Linked DNA regions of Homo sapiens: regions 1, 2, 4 and 5 are each linked to region 3. A link is a contact called in ENCODE Hi-C or POLR2A ChIA-PET data. All regions are on one chromosome and are shown on one strand. Each heading gives the region's core, a stretch centred on a gene start or an enhancer-like site at or near the end of the contact. The rest is flanking DNA. Distances are from core to core; before and after follow the strand shown. Region 1 holds the start of COMTD1 (catechol-O-methyltransferase domain containing 1). Region 2 holds the start of KAT6B (lysine acetyltransferase 6B). Region 3 holds the start of PPP3CB-AS1 (PPP3CB antisense RNA 1). Region 4 has its middle 23 kb from the start of DDIT4. Region 5 holds the start of PSAP (prosaposin).

Region 1 (2,700 bases), core at 83-2,582, 1.7 Mb after region 3:
GATGCCTCCGGGTCGCAGCAGCTGCAGGCAGCGCTCGTAGTAGGCGGAGCAGTTCTCCTTGTCCGCATCCACCACGGCCACGTCGAAGGTGCCGGCCTCGCCCGCCGCCAGCAGCTCGTCTTGCGGGGGGAGGGAGGGCAGGTGCGGCTGAGTCCGCGGCCCCGGCGGCCCTGAGGCCCCTCCCAGGCCGGCCCGGGCTCTGTGACAACCGGCCCTGCCCTTAACCTGCCCGGCAGGCCCAGTCACAGCTCGGCCACACAGCAGCCTCGTTTGCAATGAATGGCTTCAAAGCCCTTCCCGCTTCGGTGCTCACCCAGGGTCTCCAAGGCGGGCTTCAGCCGGAGGTCGATCTTGTGCTCCGCCTCGGCCTGCGGAGGGAGCGGGTCAGCCGTTGCGCCCCCGCCTGGGGCTGCAGAGCTAGGCGCGGGCGCTCACCTGCCTCCACAGGGGCCGTCCCAGCTCCGGGGGCTGCGCGTCCACCTCGCAGGTCACCACGCGCCCGTCCGCGGGCAGCGCCAGGGCCAGGGCCAGGGCGGAGTAGCCCGTGAAGGTGCCTGGGACCAGGACACAGACGGGCTCAGCCCAGAGTGGGGGTCGGCCCGGAAACCTCGGCCCTCCGGGATCCCGGCCGCGTGCCCCTACCCAGGTCCAGCGCCTTCTTGGCCTGGATGAGCCGCGCCAGGTTGGCCAAGAGCTGGGCCTGCTCGCAGGTCATCATAGAATCCCCCTGCGGCTGCTCCAGGGTCAGCTGCGTGAAAGGAGAGGGTGGCACCAGCCATGCAGGTCACCCACCTTCGCCCTGGGGGTCCCAAGCCCCAGGGGCGCGGTTCTGGGCGTGGCCTGGGGGACTGGCCCTTCGGAACGCCCACCGCACCCGGCCCAGGGAAGCCGGAAGCCCAGGGAGGGCCAGGGCCCAGCCCAAGGTCACACAGCCACGTGGGACCCGCAGGGGTCGAGAGGGACGCCCGTTTCCGTCCCGCGCCCTGCTGACCAGCCTCAGGCTTCGCAGCGCCGGGTGCTCCCGCATGGAGCGGCTCAGAAGATACTGCCACAGGCGGCTGTCCTCGGGGGGAAGCAGGCACTGCTCTCGCCGGCCTCGCCATGGGGGGCACCGCCTCCCTGACGGGGAGAGGGTGTTGGATTAACCTGAGCCACGCCGCGCCCTACTCTGCGCCCGCCCACCCGCCCGCCGGGACCAGGTCCTGCTCACCCAGGAAGAGGCCAGTGGCGAAGGCGGCGCCCAGTGCGGCTGAGCCCAGGGCCAGCGCGGCGGGCACGGAGAGCCGGGGCACCGGCTGGGTCATGGCGCGGGCAGGAGGCGGCGGGAGGCAGTGACAGGTCACGTGAGCTGGAGCTCCTGGGACAGGTCTCGGACTCGCGGGCCCGCCGGGCTCCACCTTGTCGGGGCACTACCCGCGGAGCCGCGGTCTCGGGCATCATCTGGCGGCCACACAGCCTTACTGCAAGCCCCGCCCGAGAGAGCCGGGCGCGATCTGGTGGCCGCGCCGGGAACTGCGCCCCTGCGGGGAGCAGGCCAAGCGCCTAGATCTGAATTTTCCCGCCTGTGCCCGCAGTCCAGGTGCCTGCCTCCATTCCCCTCCTGCCAATGCTTTTTTCTCCTCGCCACCATTTATTCTGAGGCCCCTTGGGGGCATATGTGAATTGTGTATGGAGGGCGCCAGTGTAAGTTACAAGATAGTCACAAGTACAAGAGATAGAGATTAAAGGGGGAAGGCCTCCTGGACAAGATGCCCCAAAGCATCAGGCTGAAGGAGTGAGGGAACTGGTTTGAGGGCATGCAGCCTCGAATTGGGGTTCAGGAGCCCTGGGGTGGGCCTGTGGAACTGAGACCATATTCTTAGCTGTTAAAATCCTGCTTTTGGGGGCCAGATGGATACGAGTGTCTAATCTTGGTCCTGCCAGTCTCTCTGAGCCTCAGTTTCCTTCCTGTAAAATGAGGCCTACAATCTTACCATAAAAGGCACCAGATCCCACAGCTTCGCACACAGTAGCACAATACATAAGTGGCAGCTGCTGTTATGTTGGTAGGTTGGAATGAAGACATCTTGGGGAGAAAGCCGGTGAAGCTCCCTTGCAAGGTTGTTCTGTTGAAACACTGTCCAGAGAACACTGATTGAACCCCTACCATGCGCCAAACTCCGGAGGAGGTGAAAGACGCTGACGCTGTCCTTTTTTTTTTTTTTTTTGAGACTGAGTCTCGCTCTGTCACCCAGGCTGGAGTGCAGTGGCACAATCTGGTCTCACTGCAACCTCCACCTCCTGATTCAAGCGATTCTCCTGCCTCAGACTCTGGAGTAGCTGGGACTACAGGCACGCACCCCTACACCCAACTAATTTTTGTATTTTTTGTAGAGACGGGTTTTGCTATTTTGGCCAGGCTGGTGTCAGACTCCTGGCCTCAAGTGATCTGTTTGCCTCGTCCTTCCAAAGTGCTGGGATTACAGGCCTGAGCCATTGTGCCTGGCGTTGGTGTTCTTTTTTTTTTTTTTGGCAAGGTCTCTGGCAAGGCTGAAGTGCAGTGGCAAGATTACTGCTTATTGCAGCATCGAGCTCCCAGGCTCAGCAATCCTCTTGCCTCAGCCTCCCAAGTAGCTGGGACCACAGGCGGTCACCACTGTGCCCAGCTAATTTAAAAAAAAAAATTTTTTTTTTAAAGAGAAGGGGTCTTACTATGTTGTC
Region 2 (2,700 bases), core at 170-2,669, 1.3 Mb after region 3:
GAAGTTTGGGGCCCACAGCGACGGGAGTGGGGACGCGTTGGCGAGGACCGCACCTCAGTCCCAGCCCTGGCGGGCACACTCCCCGCCCCAAACGGCCCAGGCGTCCCCATCCTCCCGCGGACACCAGCGTCTCCGCCCTCCCCCGAGGGCGGCGAGAGGAGCCCCCCGGGGCGGAGGCAGGTACCCCCGGGGCGGAGACTGGGGCGGGCGGGGTCCGGGCTGCGCCCCCGGCCAGGCCGGGCGGGCTGGCGGGCGGCGCGGGGGGAGCGGGGCTGGGCGGCGCTGCCTCGGGCTCTGTGCGCTGCAGCCCGGAGCCGAGGAGGAGGAGGCGGAGGAGGAGAAGGAGGCGGCGGCGGTGGGTCCCGGGCGGGGGGAGCGCGGCGCTGCGGACCCGGGCGGCTGGCAAAGGACGAGGCGGAGGCTGAGGAAGGCAGCGGGGAGACCCAGGCTGCAGCAACAAAGGGCAGCGAGCGATTGGCCGGGCTGCAGGCGAGGTTAGCCGGGGACCCGGGTGGCCGGAGGCAGCGGCGAGCGGTGCACGTGCTTGCAGACACGGGCGAGTGTGGAGCCGGGGGGTGCACGCCCGGTGGGTAGGGGCTTGCTCCCCCGAGGCATGGGATGGCGAGGAGGCTGCAGCGACATCGTTCTGCCTGCACCCGGCCTGGGGCTGGCAGGGTAGGGGTGTGTTGGGGGGGGAAGGATGCGAGCCAGGGGGCGGGCGAGTAGTCGCCCGGGACGGGACGGGACGGGAGAGAGGGTGGAGGAGGGGGCGGGATGGAACGCTCCGGGCGGCGCGCCCGTCCGCACACTCCACCGAAGGAGCTGGCGACTGAGAACCTCGAATTTTAACTTCGCGTGCCCGCCCGCGCGCGCCCGCCCGCGCCCACCCCTAAATCCTGCGGCCGCCGCCAGCGATCAGCTCTCACACAAACTTTAGCTGCGGGCTAGGGGGTTTGGGGTTGAGTGGGGGAGGGGAGAGGGAAAAGGCCTCCTGATTGGCGTCGTCTGCAGCCAATAAGGCTACGCTCCTCTGCTGCGAGTAGACCCAATCCTTTCCTAGAGGTGGAGGGGGCGGGTAGGTGGAAGTAGAGGTGGCGCGGTATCTAGGAGAGAGAAAAAGGGCTGGACCAATAGGTGCCCGGAAGAGGCGGACCCAGCGGTCTGTTGATTGGTATTGGCAGTGGACCCTCCCCCGGGGTGGTGCCGGAGGGGGGGATGATGGGTCGAGGGGTGTGTTTATGTGGAAGCGAGATGACCGGCAGGAACCTGCCCCAATGGGCTGCAGAGTGGTTAGTGAGTGGGTGACAGACAGACCCGTAGGCCAACGGGTGGCCTTAAGTGTCTTTGGTCTCCTCCAATGGAGCAGCGGCGGGGCGGGACCGCGACTCGGGTTTAATGAGACTCCATTGGGCTGTAATCAGTGTCATGTCGGATTCATGTCAACGACAACAACAGGGGGACACAAAATGGCGGCGGCTTAGCTCCTACCCCTGGCGGCGGCGGCAGCGGTGGCGGAGGCGACGGCACCTCCTCCAGGCGGCAGCCGCAGTTTCTCAGGCAGCGGCAGCGCCCCCGGCAGGCGCGGTGGCGGTGGCGCGCAGCCAGGTCTGTCACCCACCCCGCGCGTTCCCAGGGGGAGGAGACTGGGCGGGAGGGGGGAACAGACGGGGGGGGATTCAGGGGCTTGCGACGCCCCTCCCACAGGCCTCTGCGCGAGGGTCACCGCGGGGCCGCTCGGGGTCAGGCTGCCCCTGAGCGTGACGGTAGGGGGCGGGGGAAAGGGGAGGAGGGACAGGCCCCGCCCCTCGGCAGGGCTCTAGGGCAAGGGGGCGGGGCTCGAGGGCGGAGGGGGGCGGGGCGGGATCGGGTGGGGGCGGGGTTCGGGGAGTCGGAAGGCGGGGGCTGAGAGGGAATTTCTGAGTGGGAGTGAACTGGTAGGAGCGGTGGGGGGCCGGCGAGGGTGTGAGGAAGACTAGTGAGGGTTGGGTGGGAGGAGAAGCTGAAGGTGTAGAAGCAGGTGCAGAGGGAGAGTTAGGGAGGGATGCAATTTGAGAGAAGTGGAAGGCGGACCGAGGGGTGTGTGAGGGCAGGTGAGATGATACCGAAGGCGAGATTGCAGTTGTCTGGGCGCAGAGTAGGTGGGTTTGGGTGTGGTGGATGTGGAGTAGAGTTGAAGCGGTGCAGAGTGTTGGGTTTGGGGAGGCGTTGAGGGGTTTGGGGAGGCATTGAGGCGCATGTGAGGAGCAGGTACGATTGCAGTGATGGGAAAGAGGTATCTGGGTGGATCGCATGTTGGAATAAGAAGGAGGTTTGCTAGCTTTGGGGTATGAAGTATTTTTTAAAAACGTGGAAGGATGGGATGGTTGTGCTTGGGAGAGTTTCTGAAAGATGATGCTAAGACAGCAGAGCAAACTTAAATATGAAGGAAGGGGAGAGAGGCTGCTTAGAACTTGCAAAATCTGTGGCAGAAAATCTCCTGGGGACAAGGGATTGGTAGGGGTGGGACAAGGCGGCAGGTGTGAAGAAAGTGGGTGGAGCTGTACAGTAATTTTCGGTGAATGTGATTTGGTGGACTGTGCCAGGGGTGAGGATGGGGCAGAGAAAGGTGTTAGTTTGGGAGACAAGTTGTTTGATAGGCTGTATTTATTATTTTTTATAAAAATGAGAAAAGGGTCTCACTATGTTGCCCAGGCTGGTCTC
Region 3 (2,700 bases), core at 86-2,585:
CGCTGGGACTACAGGGGCGCGCCACCATGCCCGGCTAATTTTTATTTTTTGTATTTTTGGTAGAGAAAAGGTTTCGCCATGTTGCCCAGGCTGGTCTCCAACTCCTGAGTTCAAGCGATCCGCCTGCCTCAGCATCCGAAAGTGCTGGGATTACAGATGTGAGCCACCACGCCAGGCCAAATTAGTATTATTCTTTTAAGAACCGAAGAAGGCTCAGGTTGAAAATTTTTAATTAAAAAAAAAAAAGAAAAAAGGTTTCCTTGTTTTTAAATATTTTAATGGAAACATATGAGTCAGATTTCAAAAAGTAGGCTAACGGTGTTTAAATACTGTGCCAGTGTATTTGAGAAGCTGAATGAAAACAAAAGTACCTATATTTTAAAAATAAATACAATACAAATAAGGAAAAGTTCATTCTACGATTTCAATTTATCAATCAAGCTACATGGTAAAGAGAATCATTTCAATTGTTTTTCACCTCCACAGCAGTGTTTGAGGTTGGTAGGCTCTCCCAGGAAGCTTGGAATCTTAAGCAACTCTCAATTAGCCCTCAATTTCTCTATTTTAAATTAATCTGCTGACCTGTTGTGGGTAAACATCCATAAATTCTGCCCTGGCTGAGAAACATTTAACTTTTTCGTCTAGGATGAATGTGTGGGTGTGTGTTTGTAAGGGAGGGGTAACTCCTTTTGACCAAAGTGTTGATGGTTTTCTAAGTAAATACTTGCTATCCACAAGAATTTTTTTTTTCGTTTATGCTGCTTTTTCTCCCTTTCTGCACTATAAAGGCTGGCCTTCCAATTCCTGCCCCGACCCTTCACCGTGATCCAATCCCACAAGGTTCCCCTAATTTCTGCTCCGGGTGGCACCTGACGGCCAAAAGTGAACCCCTGCGGTTGTCGCCAGCTAGACGCGGATAGGGCGGACGACTGTCACCGGGGAGCAGGCGTGGGCCAAAGCCGAGGTGATTTCTGACTGCTCACTGGCGGGCCTCGCGTGGCTGAAGGTCTCCGAGCCCCTCGGTTCGCCCCGGCAAGCCAGAAGTGCAGCTGTCGCGGGGCAGGAAGCTAATCGCGGCCCCTGCGCCGCTTTGACAGGCCGAGTGAAGAGAAAACGGGCTCACTGCAGCTAACAGCCTCACCCCTTGGGCTAGGAAGCCACGGAAGCAAAACCTCCGCCCCGGCCTGAAAGCAACCGGGAGACCGCGGAACCACTGCCACCGACTCAGCCCTGCCCAGCAGGGGCCCGCCCAGGGGCCACTCCCCAAGGGAGGCAGCCAGTCACTCGCCCGCCCTTCCGGGCCCACTCCCGAGGGGACGGTCTCCCGCCCGCCCTCACACACAGCTAGCTCTTCAGGCCAGGCCCCCAGGGTTTCGTCCACCTCTCACCTTTGACGACGCGGTCAGCCCCGGGAGGGGGCGGCGGGGGCGGGGGTGGGGGCGGTGCAGCCCGGGCCGGCTCCGGGGCGGCCATGCTGGGCCCGGGGCTCGGCTAGGCTCTGGGCCGGGCGGGGTTGGGGGCGGGGGCGGCGGCTACCAGAGCCAAGCGGCGGCGCCGCCGGGGAACATGGCGGACCCTCTTTCCCTACAGAGGGGCTAAGACCGGCATGCACTGCGCGTGCGGGGGTGGGGGCGGGGTAGGCTCTAGGGACTTGGGCAAAATTACTGAAGCTAGGAGAGAAACAGGACGAGGCCAAGGGATCAGGTTAAAATTCTTTGCATGCAGAATGAAGAATGAGGAGGTGCTGCGATCGAACGACTGCGAGGAAACACACCCGCTCTCATGGCATTCCCAGTAAACTGAGAAGACGTGATTAAACCTCAGGATCTCCTACTAATAGAGAAATGTATAACGATTTAGCTACCAGATCTGAATACTGAAGGGTTGGTAGGGGACCAGAGAATAGAGGAAGCATTGTAGGTTCTAGAGTGGAGAAGGGACCATCCAAAATGGAGTTTGAAAGAGAATTCTGGCCTTTGTGTTTAGAGTCTGGAATTGTCAAGAGTCTGAAAGCACAGAATAAGACTGCAGCTAGAGCAATTTAGGCGCCATAGTTTGTCAAAACAGGTAAGGGGAATAAAGGGGATGACACCAAGAGATGTGCAAAGAATCTGAAGAATTCACCTGAAAAGGATACAACCTCCTCCTGGAAGGCAGAGGAGTAAATAGGGAATTGGAAATTAATTCCTTATTTCTGCACATGCACAGAATCTGGGCCCAGGTGACTTATGGAACCTTTATAGAGACCACGGTGACTGACACTCATGGGAAAGGGGGTAGAGGGGCAAGAACTGACTGTTCATCAAAAATTATTAGATGAGTGTGTCCACGACACCAGGAGATATGTTGAATCATGGACAGGGACCAGCATATCCACTAAGCTCTATATATCTTGATGGTGCAGGATCCAAGTGGGATGGAACAACCAATTCCTGCCCATCCTCCTGCTCAATAATACATGTGCTCAGAATCTGTTCATAATGCATGGTGGTAAGTAAGTAGTAGTCCGAAGGTCCAAGGAGTACCTTTCTACCTCTTCTTTGTGTCAATTTCTATCCTGAGACCCCAGGAAAAGAGGAAGGGAAAGACCCAACAATGGATTTTTTCCAAAAAGGGAACCCACAAGCTATTTTTTAGAGGGAAGAGTCTCGGGAGTGAGGCACAGGTGAAAATGGATCTTTCTGGCATGGAAGGGCCATA
Region 4 (2,716 bases), core at 160-2,659, 1.2 Mb before region 3:
GTGGGGCCTGTGAACAGATTTGCCAATCAACACAGGGTTATTCCTGCCTTGCCCCTGGTATCTGTGTGGTCACATGACCCCAACTGTCCAGTTACAGTGAAACCCGGGACATGTGTCACAATTCCCAAGGACAGAGCCTCTTTCTACTCAACTGGAACTTGGGATGATGTGCCCCTGCAGCTGCAGCAGGTGCTCATGGAGCCCAAACACTTCCCAAGACAGCAAAGGCAAAGTACAAACAAGTACAAAGACTCTGGGAAATGAGTCTTCATGACGTCGTGGTGTCGCCAGATCGAGTCATGCCTGGGGTTCTCAGTTTCCTGAGCCAGTAGATTCCCTTTTTAGCATAAATCAGTTTGAGTCAGGTTTTCTGGCATTTGCATCATTAAGAGTCTGACATTCATATGGTGAATTTTCTTTTCTTTTTTTTCTTTTTTTTTTTTTGAGATGGAGTTTCGCTCTTGTTGCCCAGGCTGGAGTGCAATGGTGCGATCTCGGCTCACCGCAACCTCTGCCTTCTCCTGGGTTCAAGCGATTCTTCTGCCTCAGCCTCCTGAGTAGCTGGGATTATAGGCATGCGCCACCATGACCGGCTACTTTTGTATTTTTAGTAGAGACGGGGTTTTTTCCATGTTGGTCAGGCTGGTCTCAAACTCCGGACCTCAGGTGATCTGCCCGCCTCGGCCTCCTAAAGTGCTGGGATTACAGGCGTGAGCCACCGCGCCCGGCCATGGGTCTGTTCTTAAATGGGGCTTCCAGAGGGAACCTCAGCCTGTTTTGAAATAACAAGGATCCAGGCACGGTGGCTCACGCCTATAATCCCAGGACTTTGGGAGGCTGAGGCGGGCGGATCACGAGGTCAGTAGTTTGAGACCAGCCTGACCAACATGGAGAAACCCCATCTCTACTAAAAATACAAAATTAGCCGGGTGTGGTGGCGCATGCCTGTAATCCCAGCTACTCAGGAGGCTGAGGCAGGAGAATTGCTTGAACCCGGGAGGCGGAGGTTGCGGTAAGCCGAGATCGCGCCATTGCACTCCAGCCTGGGAAACAAGAGCGAAACTCCATCTCAAAAAAAGAAAAGAAAAGAAGAGAAAGGACAATAAGGAGTTAGAAACACTTTCTCCCTTCCCTCCTTCCCGAGGGGCGGGCTCCATCTTCTTTATTTTTTATTTTTAGAGAAGAGGTCTCCCTATCTTGCCCAGGCTGGTCTCAAACTCCTGGTCTCAAGCGATCCTCCGGCCTCGGCCTCCCAAAGTGCTGGGTTTAAGACGTGAGCCACCGCGCCCTGCCTCCATGTTCTTTAATCTGCTGTCCCTGGCCCAGGGACCTCCGCAGATAAAGCTCGGTTTCCCCTTTCTGACGCTGTTACCAGTTTGCGGCGGTTAACCCCCCAGAGAGAGCCTGACGCAGATTTGCTGCAGGAAACCACCGAGTCTCACGGCTTGGCACGAACTCTTCCTTCCGGGCCGGCCAGGATGCCTGAGCGTGGGGGTGGGCAGGGCACCTCCTACTTCCCCCCGCAGATAACCACCAACCCGGCCACATCATTCTCACATCTGGGAACTGAGCTCACTCGAGGCTTTTCTCACGTAGCCTCCTTTGAACCTGTTTCCTCATCTGTAAAATGGGGCTAAGGATAGCATCCACCTATTTCAGGGTCGTTTTGAGGGAATCCTGGAGAGAAAACTAGGGTTTTCAGCAAAAGGATCGGCACAAAGTAGATGTTCGCCGCTCCCCTCCCTCCTTCCCGCTCCCCCGGGCAGGAAGGCTCGCGTGCGCGAGGCCACAGCGCAAGCGGGTGCAGAGCAGGATTCGAACAGGGTTCCATGCAACTCCGTGCCCAGGGTCCTACCACCGCCTGAGCTCAGCGGTCTTCAGCCAGCGGGGCCCTTCCACCCCCTTCCTTAATAGTTTTCCTCCTCCGCCTCCTGCACGGCCTCCGCCTCCGCCTGACCGTCCTCGGAAACCTCCCAGCCGCAGCCCGGCCCTCCCCAGCGGCCTGAGTGGCCTCCTCCCGCGGCGCCCCCCAGCTCCGCACCTCCCCAGCCCCGCCCGAGGCGCGCCCAGCGAGCGTGACCCCGACCCAGGGCCACGGCTGCGCCCGTAGGATCGCGGGCGCGCGGGTCTCCATGAGGGACTGGGAGAGATGCGTCACCCGCTAATCCCTCAACTGGGTCGCACCCGGTCTGCCTTGGTTGGTCCCTTCTGATGGCGGAGGCGGGACCTCGACTTGGTGGCCAATGAGGAGCCTCGTGGGGGTGCTCTCGGCTGCCATGGCAACGGAGGGGCCGCCCGCTTCCCCGCGGGGCGAGGCCGGCTCTCCCAGGACTGGCCACATTGCAGTCACGCGCTGTGGCCCCAGTCCTGTTAGCATGAGGTGGGGGTCAGAAGTTGAGGAACAACTCGGACCTAAAGCCTTGACAATTGCCAACAGTGTAGACAAGTCCCAGCATGCCCAAAATTTATAAGAGAAGGCTGCCTGGAAGAGGGACACGATGAGGAGGGTCTGCTGAAACGGACAAAGAAACCCAGTTCAGTGCAGTGGAGTGGACATGGCACGGGCAGGGCACGGAGTGGGGTCGGTGCTTAGTAAGCGGATTAGGGTTTCCAAGCCAAGACCCACCCAGGGCAGGATGGGGAACCAAGGTGAGCAGGTGCGCTGAATTGTGGGTCTCACACTGTCCTTCAGTGTCCCGCAGGAAGAGAGAGCTAA
Region 5 (2,700 bases), core at 53-2,552, 1.6 Mb before region 3:
GAATCATACCCTACAAACCATAAACTCTCATCAGATGGGTTTTATTTGACCCCATATATCGTGACTTACTTTCCAATCTGACTCTGGCATAACATTTTATAAGACAAGGAAAAAAAAATCAAAATATCTAACCCCAAAATATATTTCCTTGCCATACCTTGAAATTGCCCTGCAAAGTCTCTTGTGGGAAAAATCCACATTCTATAGAGAATCCCCTTTCCCCTATGTTTTCCTTCCTTCCTCTCCAGATCCAGGAGATAATCAACTAAGAGCCAGTCACCCTTTCATTTCCATAGAAATATTTTACAACGTGCTCGCTCTCTTAGTCGGCTACCTGAGAGCTTCCTCTGCACAATAAAACTTGGTCTCCACAATCCTTTATCTTAACTTGAATACTTTCTTTCTATTGATTCTAGGTTTTCAGATAAACTCAACCAATTATCAACTAGAAAATGTTTAAATTTACCTATGGCCTGGAAGCCCCCCGCCGCTTTGAGTTGTTTCGCCCTTCTGAACCAAACCAACGTATTTCTTAAATGTATTTGATTGATGTCTCGTGCCTCCCGAAAATATGTAAAACCCAGCTGTATCCCAACCACCTTAGGCACATGTTCTCAGGACCTCCTGAGGGCTGTGTCACGGGCCATGGTCACTCATATTTGCCTCAGAATAAATCTCAAAATATTTTTACAGAGTTTGACTCGTTTTGTCAACACCTAGAATCCAGAGTAAATACATATGCAAACGTCAATATAGATGATACACATGTGCTTCCTGCAGCTTCGCTACCCTTACAAACAGGCAACTGAAGCCAACGGCCAAAGTGTCCTGCGGGACGGGGCTCCAGCCCACCTCGATCACGTGCGCCCAGCACAGGCACAACACAGCTGCCCAAGGGGTCACCCTACAAGACTCACCCACCCCCACAGTGGGAAGCGCAGCCTGAGGGAAGGCCTCGGGGCCCCAGCCGCGCAGGAACCCACTCGAGCCCCGAAGGAGATGCTGCCCAGGGCCTGGGCCGTCCTCCCGGGGGCATTTTCGCAGCCCGCCCCCCGCAGCCCCCAGCCGCCCAGAGAAAGCCAGAGAAAGCCAGCGAACGCGCCTGCGCAGTGCGCGCGCCCCCTTGCCAACTAGGGCAGGGGGAGCAGAGGGGCCAGGCCCGGCACAGCCCATTCTGGGGCAGATGGACGCTGCGAGGCACCTCCTCCCCAGGATGAGGGTCCCAGGGCTTACCCGCGCCCAGGAGGCTGGCCAGGAGGAAGAGGGCGTACATAGCGCCGTCTGACTCCGCAGTCTGCAATGCGGAGCGTCAGCTGATCCCCCGCAGATATAAATCTGCCCTGCCCCAAAGCCGTCCAGAGCGCAGGCGCTAACCCCGCCCCATCCGGGCCTGCCCGAGCTCAACAGCGCCCTGACTCAGCGCCTCTGAGGGCGCCTGCGCGAAGGGGAGGCCAATAGGAGGGGGCAATGGGAGGGGCGAAAGGAAGGGCTATGGGGAGGAGTGAGGAAGAACTTGGAGAAAGGGAAGGGAAAGGTCATAAAAGAAAAGCCCTACTAATTGAATAGGTCAGAGATTATATATGTAAAATACCTTTTAAATCTCCACATTGTTGGCCGGCCGCGGTGGCTGACGCCTGTAATCCCAACACTTGGGAGGCCGAGGCGGGCGGAGGGTTCAAGACTAGCCTGGGCAACGTGGTGAAACCCCATCTCTACAAAAAAAAAAATACAAAAAAATTAGCCCATTGTAGTAGCGGGTTTCACATAGAATAGCTTGGGGTTTCACATAGAATAAGTAGTCGTGTAACAGGGTACAGGGCTCAGTCCTGGCCAGGGGCACGTGGGGGCAGGTGGTGGCACCTGGTCAAAGGCAAGTCTGGGCTGGGCATGCTGGCTCACTCCTGTAATCCTAACACTTTGGGAGGCCGAGGCGGGCGGATCATGAGGTCAGGAGTTCAAGACCAGCCTGGCCAATATGGTGAAACCCTGTCTCTACTAAAAATACAAAAATTAGTCAGGCGTGGTGGCGCTCGCCTGTGGTTCCAGCTATTTCAGGAGGCAGAGGCAGGAAAATTGCTTAAACCCGGGAGGTGGAGGTTGCCGTGAGTCAAGATCGCACTACTGCACTGCAGCCTGGACCACAGAGCGAGAGAGATTCCCATCACCAAAAAAAAAAAAACAAAAAACTTTTAAGCCTCACATTGTGGTACCGTTAAAGATGTAATACCATTCCTCACCCATCATAAGAGATCATAAGAGTCACAACCAACACTCCTGTAACGAGACAGCTTAAGAGAAAAGCATAACAAATTTATGTAATCAACGTTTTATGTGACATGGAAGCCTTCAGAAATTAAGACCCAAAGACCCTCTGCCTGTGGCTGCCCCTGCCAGGACCTGAACAGAGAATGATGATGACCCTCTCCAGAAGGATAAGAACCTGCCAACCGCAAGGCAGGGAAAGGAGGGGAATCTTAGCCCCTTAGGGCAGGCACTTAGAGGTCATTTACCTGTAGGGACATTGAGCCTAGGAGAGGGCAAGACGTTTATCCAAGGTCACACAACAGGTAGAGATAGAACCTGGCCCGAAGCCAGGTTTCCTGACCCAGGAAGGGCAAACCTACAGTTCCTCCAACTTCCTCCAATCTGCAATCCGCTCTGGAGAACAACCCCAGGGACTAAGGCCTCAGAACCTTCAGT

The links. Hi-C counts contacts between places; a loop is a spot of excess contacts on that map. ChIA-PET counts read pairs that join two places held with the same protein, here RNA polymerase II (POLR2A). Pooled maps may share reads with other maps.
Region 1: a map of B cell shows a loop between it and region 3 (17-fold over the local background). The contact joins the promoter of COMTD1 here to the promoter of PPP3CB-AS1 in region 3. A Hi-C loop is called at or near these places in 2 of 168 maps with a recorded cell type or tissue (B cell and naive thymus-derived CD4-positive, alpha-beta T cell) and 8 of 50 pooled maps. POLR2A ChIA-PET finds 5 or more read pairs at or near these places in 2 of 52 experiments (RWPE1 and activated B cell).
Region 2: a map of CD8-positive, alpha-beta T cell shows a loop between it and region 3 (8-fold over the local background). The contact joins the promoter of KAT6B here to the promoter of PPP3CB-AS1 in region 3. A Hi-C loop is called at or near these places in 2 of 168 maps with a recorded cell type or tissue (CD8-positive, alpha-beta T cell and naive thymus-derived CD4-positive, alpha-beta T cell), 1 of 37 single-sample maps with no recorded cell type and 9 of 50 pooled maps.
Region 4: a loop to region 3 is called in a pooled map, with 6 times the contacts of the local background. The contact joins the enhancer-like site here to the promoter of PPP3CB-AS1 in region 3. A Hi-C loop is called at or near these places in 1 of 50 pooled maps. POLR2A ChIA-PET finds 5 or more read pairs at or near these places in 3 of 52 experiments (Panc1, activated T-cell and activated naive CD4-positive, alpha-beta T cell).
Region 5: a pooled map shows a loop between it and region 3 (10-fold over the local background). The contact joins the promoter of PSAP here to the promoter of PPP3CB-AS1 in region 3. A Hi-C loop is called at or near these places in 1 of 168 maps with a recorded cell type or tissue (CD8-positive, alpha-beta T cell) and 5 of 50 pooled maps. POLR2A ChIA-PET finds 5 or more read pairs at or near these places in 1 of 52 experiments (AG04450).

Annotation. Positions count from the first base shown.
Region 1 is chr10:75,234,625-75,237,324 of GRCh38, forward strand. It overlaps COMTD1 (catechol-O-methyltransferase domain containing 1), which reads right to left and starts at 1,333. Exons shown (of 7, transcript NM_144589.4): 1 at 1,211-1,333; 2 at 992-1,119; 3 at 643-748; 4 at 436-554; 5 at 314-368; 6 at 1-119. The coding sequence starts at 1,304. RefSeq lists silencers at 62-291, 452-741, 872-951, 1,112-1,251, 1,287-1,581.
Region 2 is chr10:74,825,181-74,827,880 of GRCh38, forward strand. It overlaps KAT6B (lysine acetyltransferase 6B), which reads left to right and starts at 1,420. Exons shown (of 18, transcript NM_012330.4): 1 at 1,420-1,605. RefSeq lists enhancers at 1-498, 499-1,270 and silencers at 106-275, 386-485, 596-795, 1,486-1,885.
Region 3 is chr10:73,494,417-73,497,116 of GRCh38, forward strand. PPP3CB-AS1 (PPP3CB antisense RNA 1) reads left to right here and starts at 1,336. Exons shown (of 5, transcript NR_132104.1): 1 at 1,336-1,401; 2 at 1,726-2,067. It overlaps PPP3CB (protein phosphatase 3 catalytic subunit beta), which reads right to left and starts at 1,608. Exons shown (of 14, transcript NM_021132.4): 1 at 1,389-1,608. The coding sequence starts at 1,473. RefSeq lists enhancers at 675-1,134, 1,625-1,814 and a silencer at 1,195-1,544.
Region 4 is chr10:72,295,927-72,298,642 of GRCh38, forward strand. No RefSeq gene overlaps it. Among named protein-coding and RNA genes, the nearest start is that of DDIT4, 23 kb to the left of the region's middle. RefSeq lists enhancers at 1-239, 1,244-1,543, 2,195-2,716, 2,464-2,553 and a silencer at 1,904-2,173. Within about 2 kb of position 1,410, at least 39 of the 41 ENCODE cell types and tissues checked have a DNase peak (open chromatin) inside an H3K27ac peak, as active enhancers do.
Region 5 is chr10:71,849,949-71,852,648 of GRCh38, forward strand. PSAP (prosaposin) reads right to left here and starts at 1,303. Exons shown (of 14, transcript NM_002778.4): 1 at 1,234-1,303. The coding sequence starts at 1,273. RefSeq lists enhancers at 1-61, 453-983, 984-1,514.